Linked DNA regions of Mus musculus: region 1 is linked to region 2. Evidence: chromatin loops called from intact Hi-C (ENCODE). Cell type or tissue: heart. All regions are shown on one strand. Links, peaks and the distances in the headings refer to the core of each region. The heading gives the core; the rest is flanking DNA. Region 1 holds the start of Gzf1 (GDNF-inducible zinc finger protein 1). Region 2 has its middle 27 kb from the start of Cst3.

The links. Peaks named below come from ENCODE experiments on the same cell type or tissue, not always from the same donor. Only the 100,000 strongest peaks of a DNase experiment are listed, where the experiment ranks them.
Region 1: it touches region 2 in a loop (4-fold over the local background); 2 of 42 quality-filtered maps call a loop at or near these places.

What each region holds. Positions count from the first base shown.
Region 1 is chr2:148,680,239-148,683,148 of GRCm38, forward strand. Gzf1 (GDNF-inducible zinc finger protein 1) reads left to right here and starts at 882. Exons shown (of 6, transcript NM_028986.3): 1 at 882-977. Gm46771 (a long non-coding RNA gene) reads right to left here and starts at 706. Exons shown (of 2, transcript XR_001783505.2): 1 at 587-706; 2 at 40-207. In heart, for the core only: a CTCF peak has its summit at 1,342; DNase peaks (open chromatin) are centred at 813 and 1,413; H3K4me3 peaks cover 2,161 bases; H3K27ac peaks cover 1,682 bases.
Region 2 is chr2:148,900,664-148,903,573 of GRCm38, forward strand. No RefSeq gene overlaps it. Among named protein-coding and RNA genes, the nearest start is that of Cst3, 27 kb to the left of the region's middle. In heart, for the core only: a CTCF peak has its summit at 1,812; a DNase peak (open chromatin) is centred at 1,858; H3K27ac peaks cover 277 bases.

The DNA.
Region 1 (2,910 bases), core at 104-2,603, 220 kb before region 2:
ATTCCAAGATATAATCATCAATATCTATTGAAGTCATAGTTTAAACTAACTTCACCTTGTAAGAACTTTTATTTCAGGTAATTGGCTTAATTCAGTGGCTAGATCGCCTCTTTGCAGCAGGAGCTAGTTAAAAGAACAAGGCATTTGGGAAGTTGAAGGAGCTATCAATCTCGTGGGCATTTCTACTTGAAATAGCCGGCTTCCACCCTAGAGAAAGACACGGTCTGTATTAAGACAGAGGCCAGTTAGTTTTCTAGAGGATTAGATATATTTTAAAGGGAGGAAAAAGCACTGTTTCGCTAAACTAAATGTTCAACGAAAGAAGTGACCAGAGACATTCTATTCTCAGCAAGAAGAGGTCTAGCTGGCTGGTGGCAGTAGGGAGGCGACTTCGTAAAGCTTTAGCAGTAGGTGGAAGCATGATCAACATTTACCGGGAACTGGAAGTGTCAGGCAGGATTTTCTAATGACCAGGTTTTAATTAAGATCATGAGTGGGATTTAAAGCGGAATGATTCAAGAAATACAAAGCTGCGCCAGCCTTCCCATCCCACCCCGGCCGTGCCCTACGCCAAGACTTGACCCACCGAGGCACCCCGGAAGGCTAGAAAAATCCTGCTTCCAGCAACCTGCTGACCAATGCCTAGCTGCGCAGCTGGAGCTTGTCCCAACTTTGTCAAATAGCTCTGCCCCCAACCACTGCGGTGTTCTGCGCAGGCGCGGCCTTGGATAGACGCTGGTGGTAAATCCGGGATCTGCTAGCTAGGGGCCCTGCTCAAACTCACGTAAGATCACGTAACCAACGGCCGGAACCGCCTTTGCAGCTGGAGGTGCGCGCGCAGCGCCTTCCTAGCCTACGGGGGGCGGAGCCCACTAGGGGGCGGGGCGCGCTCGTGGCGACCAATCCGCGGACCCTGCGGTCCGCTGTCCCTGCTGGCCTGGGCCAGGGTACGGGTCCGTGGAGGCACTGGCTAAGAGGTGAGCGTGCTGCCGACTGGTTCGTCTTCTAGGCTGTCCTCTGTCTTCTGTCCCTTGGAGCGGCGGGCTGTGGGGGATGTAGGCACAGGACGGGGAGTACGGGGGTGCGGCGGGACAGGCCGAAATGACCACGCAGGCTGGACTCTGGAGGCCGGAGGAAGGGCTGGACCTTGCCGCCAGAGTTCATTCTCCCTGCGGCTTTGGAAGATCATCGGTGGTCCGGGACTCGGGGTAGCCAAGGTGGGGTCAGAGGTGGTGCAGTCAGAGAGGCCACCGACACCGACCTTTATTCCCTGCCTGAGAGCCAGGATCCCTCTAGGGTGGGCAGGCTGCGGAGAACAGCGTCTCCTGGAGGCCTGGCCTGGGAGTCCCGACCCCGGGACTACTAGGCGACCTTGGTGAGGAGGCTAGGCCCACCCTGAGACGGCCGAATGCCAATGAGTTACAATGGAACACAGCTGTCACTAGACCTCAAATAGCCGCTCGCTATGACCGGTGTCTGCCCCCAGGGGAGGTAAACAGGGAAATCTGCTCAGGGCCTTCTTGGCTGATGGTGAAGTCGCTGCCAGATCTCCTGGAAGAACTTCGATTTCCCTTGAGGGACCAGGGCGAGGTGTTAGGAAATCAGGCTGGCCGTATGGGCATCGGGCCAAGAGGGGTCTTCAGCTTTAGTCTTCAGGCTGGGGCCGGGGATTCTGAAGAGCATTGGCCCTTGAGTACTTGCCTCTTGTCTCTCTCATACCAGTATTTCCTTTATTTAAGCTTCCTCTGTAGGTAGGTAGTGTTCCCTGTAGAGTCCCCTTTAGTCAACATGACATTCCACAGGTGCCAAATTTACAATTGCACTCTCTAGGAGTCTTTTCTGTGTTTGAGACTGGAGATTTTGGGTAGTGGTCTCTTGAATGAAATGGAGAGGCAATGGCAGATCCAGGTAGACATATGGAATCCAAGGTGATGTCTAGCGTCAGGTGAAGGAGATCTAGGAATGCTCTGGAGGGTGGAGACTTGGAGACCCATGTAAGCCTGGAAAAGGAAGTTAGATTCAGAGACAGAGGACTCTGAGAAGAGTGCACAAAGCAGAAGACAGGAAGTTGGGCTAGCATTTTGGAATCCAGGACAGGAATCTTGGGGGATATGTTAACTGCAGGGGAATAACCTTTCATTTGGTGAAGCTGGAGTTGAGGGGGTTGTTGACAAACTATAGTTGAACCAAGACGGGCATGAGGCTCCGGTTCAAGATGCCCATCAGCCAGCTAATCATACTGGCCTGTCACCCGTAAGATGAGATGTCCTTTACAGGTGTGTAGGAAGCCCACCATGAACCAGCAAAGGTCAGACAAGTTGGAAGTGTTTGCTATGTTGTGTTCCATAAAGGCTCAGAATGGCTGGGTCTTCAAGAGGAAGAAGTGAACGTCCAGAGAAGCTTCCCACTTGCTCAAGGTTACACAGTTTGTAAACGCTCTGGAACTTGAATTATTTCAGGAGAGCAGCTCAGTTTACCTGGTGTTTAAGGACATTGCAAATAAGGATGGGTTTTAAGCTATTTTTCTAGGAAGTGCTGTTTTCAGTGGTAAAAGTGATTATCAAATAACAATTTCTTGCTCAAAAAAACCCAACTAGATGTAAATTTTCCTATACTTTGGAATATGTCTTTGAGTAGATTAGAAAATAACCTTGATAAGCAAATTACTGCCTTAATGAGTTTCACTAAAGGTGAACTTATCATTTGTGCTCAGCACTGGGGGAAGGCTTGCCAGTATTGTTTTCATGAGAATATTTCTCATGAAAGCCTTTCTGGGACTTTAGAAACTGATAAGAAGTGAAGTGTAATTGGACTCTGTGTTCTATATGTGTTTTTTTTTTTAAGATCCATTTTGTTTTTAATACTATGCACATTTCTTTGTTAGGGTATGTGCAAGTGAATGCAGGTGTC
Region 2 (2,910 bases), core at 318-2,817:
CCACATCCACACAAGGATATGGATGTGCTGGCAGCTACTTGTACCAAGGATAGTGAGTGAGGCTGGAAGAAGCATGAATGAATTCTTTTCCCAGGAGGAAGTCCTGTCCCTAAGTTCCCCAGCCCATGCATGTCTCAGGACCAATCCCCAAAGGCAAAGGACTGGTGGATGCTCTGCTTTTTTTTTTTTTTTTTCTTTTTTTCCTTTTTTTGTGGAGAAGCCATACTTCTGTTTAGGACACTTTCATCAGGACTGCCATGTTGGGTGGCCTACTTTGGACCTAATAGAAGACAGGTATGGTTGATGACCTACTTTTGTGCTTTTTGTTGAGGAAGGTTTGACTGCTCATAGTTTTTTGTGCCTTCCTTCATAGGAAGTTTAGGAATTGCTTTCCAGAGTGTCATTATATTGAAGGATTCCATTGAATATGCGAATTACTTTGGTAGTATTGAGGTAGATGAAGGGAGACCCACTTTTTTTCAGGGGTACTGAGTAGGTGTTACTCATTCTGCTAGTACTGCACAAATTGTCTTAAATCCTAAGTTTGTCAAGTTCTTGTTAGCAGGACTTTTCTTTTGTACATAAGTAAAGACAGTGGGGAATGGAGCAACTCGACACCTTTATTAGTAGTTATTGGCTTCTTACTGCCAATCCTTGATTGGAAGCACTTCCATTTCAGAGCCAGATGTCTGTCTGACACTGTCTGCAGACCACTTTGAATGCATTGAAGCTTCACTGAGCTAAGTAAGTATACAGCCACCACAGCTGATCTCTTTGAATGCTGAAGGTGCAGCCTCAGCCAGAGTATCTGAAATAGTTTTGTATCTGAGGTTTTACTGTCACAAACTAGTGAACACTGGGAGACACCACAGCTATTCTTGCCTATACCAGAGGGAAGCACTTTCCCTGGCCGTCTAATAGAGGGCCTGCTGTGACTGGATCAGAAGCAAGGTTTAATTTGCATGTAAGGCTCCCTGTGATTGCATGTAAGGCTCCAGCATTGTGATAAATCAGCTCTTGAGTGTGAAAGTCATTGCTAACATAACCACCACGGATAGCTAGGTTTTTGTTTACTGTTATTTTGATGAGCTTTGTAAAGTGCAGCCCAAGAATAAGGAAGATCCAAAGTGGGGACCCAGAATGCCAGGAGGGAGCATACAAATGCTCTAGCACATGGAGAAAAGGAAGCTTTCCCCTGGCTGCATGGGCCAGGAGAAAAGGAATTGTAGACAGGGTATTTTCAGACAGAAAACATCATGGACAGGCAGAATTAAGGGAGATAGGATCCCAGTCCAGAAAAAAGCCAAACTAAAACAAAACATGAACTTGAGCTGAATGAGAATGTGTGTATGATGAACCTTAGTTTTGGCCCTAACTATATAACCTGACTCCATCCCAGATTGATCATATACTGGAAGGAAGAAAATTGATTATACTCACGCCAGTGGTCCTAAGAAGACATAAAGACAAGAGTTGAGAAAGCAGAGATGTGAGATAAAGACGGAGCGAGGAGGAGAGGTCAGAAATCATCCAAGCTTAGGGTTTCACATATCACATATCACCTGTTGTGAGTTCTTCTCACTGAGGCCCATTTTTTCACCCCTATCTTCATTCTGGGTAATATAGTTTTAAGACTTTCAGCTAAAATTGGGAAAATAGAGACTGGTGCTGTAGAAAAGGAAGCTGCTGCCATCTGCTGTCACCTTTGGTCAATGCCCAGTGTCACTAGGTAGTCCACAGCAGCCAGGATAGTGTGTGGTGTGGGGTTCCCCAAGGCGCAGGACAGCGCTCATTTATGTTAGGTGTTCTGTCTCTCACTGAGGACACCGAGTCTACCCCAGAAGCCACCCCCAGTGCGAATTGGGGCTGACTGGGAGTGCCAGGAGCAGAAAAATCACCAGTGGTCCAAGTCTGCCCTCTTGTGGTCATTATCACCAGGTGCAGGATGCGGCCCAGCACTAAGACTCAGCTCAGGATGGGTAGGGTTTCCCCCCCTTAAGGTTCTGCATGTGTGGTTCTTTCCCCAAATCCACTTCTCTCTTTGCGTTTTCATATCTAGTTCTTTATCTTCCTTCAGATTAGATTAAATGTCATCGTCCCAAATTACATTTCCTGATAGTTCTTTTCTCTGTTGGATAGTATTTGGTTCTAAGCCCCGTGAAGACCACGATTTGCTCATCTCATTCCTATAATGAGTCTATTTCTAGCGCAGACCCTGAAAGATGATGGACGTTCAATACACATCTCAGCGAATATGTACTTATACGATGAACATGCCCTTGTGAGTGCGCCAGAGACTTTCCCAGAGTGGTTGAATTCTTTCCACGTGAACCTGATATAGTATTATCTCATGACAGCATCCAGCCAGGCTATAATGACTCTAATAAAAATGTGTTAAAACTGCCATTTTGATTCAGTGGCTAAAGTTAAAATCTATTTTCATTCTTCTACATGCAGACATCCTGTTAGACTAGCACCATTTGTTGAAGATGTTTTGTTTTCTCCTTTGTATGGTTTTGGCTTCTTTATCAAAAATCAAATGTCTATTTTATGTCTGAGTCTTTGATTTGATTCCATTGATCAATGTGTCTGTGTCTGTACCAATACCATGTATTTTTTTATCACTATTTCTCTGTAGCACATCTTGATGTCATGGGTGGTGATTCCTCCTGAAGTTCTTTTATTGTTCGGGATTCTTTGGCTATCCCTGGGTTCATTAGTTTTCCATATGAATTTGAGAATTGTTCTTTTAAGGTCTATAAAAATTGTGTTCTTTGTAGGACTTTATGAAAATGAAGGGAAAACATACTCACACTTATGGGACATAATGAAAGCTGTATTAAGAAGCACATTATGAGCATCAACCACCTTCCTAAATAAATTGAAGAGGTCTCAAGATAGCAACTTAAT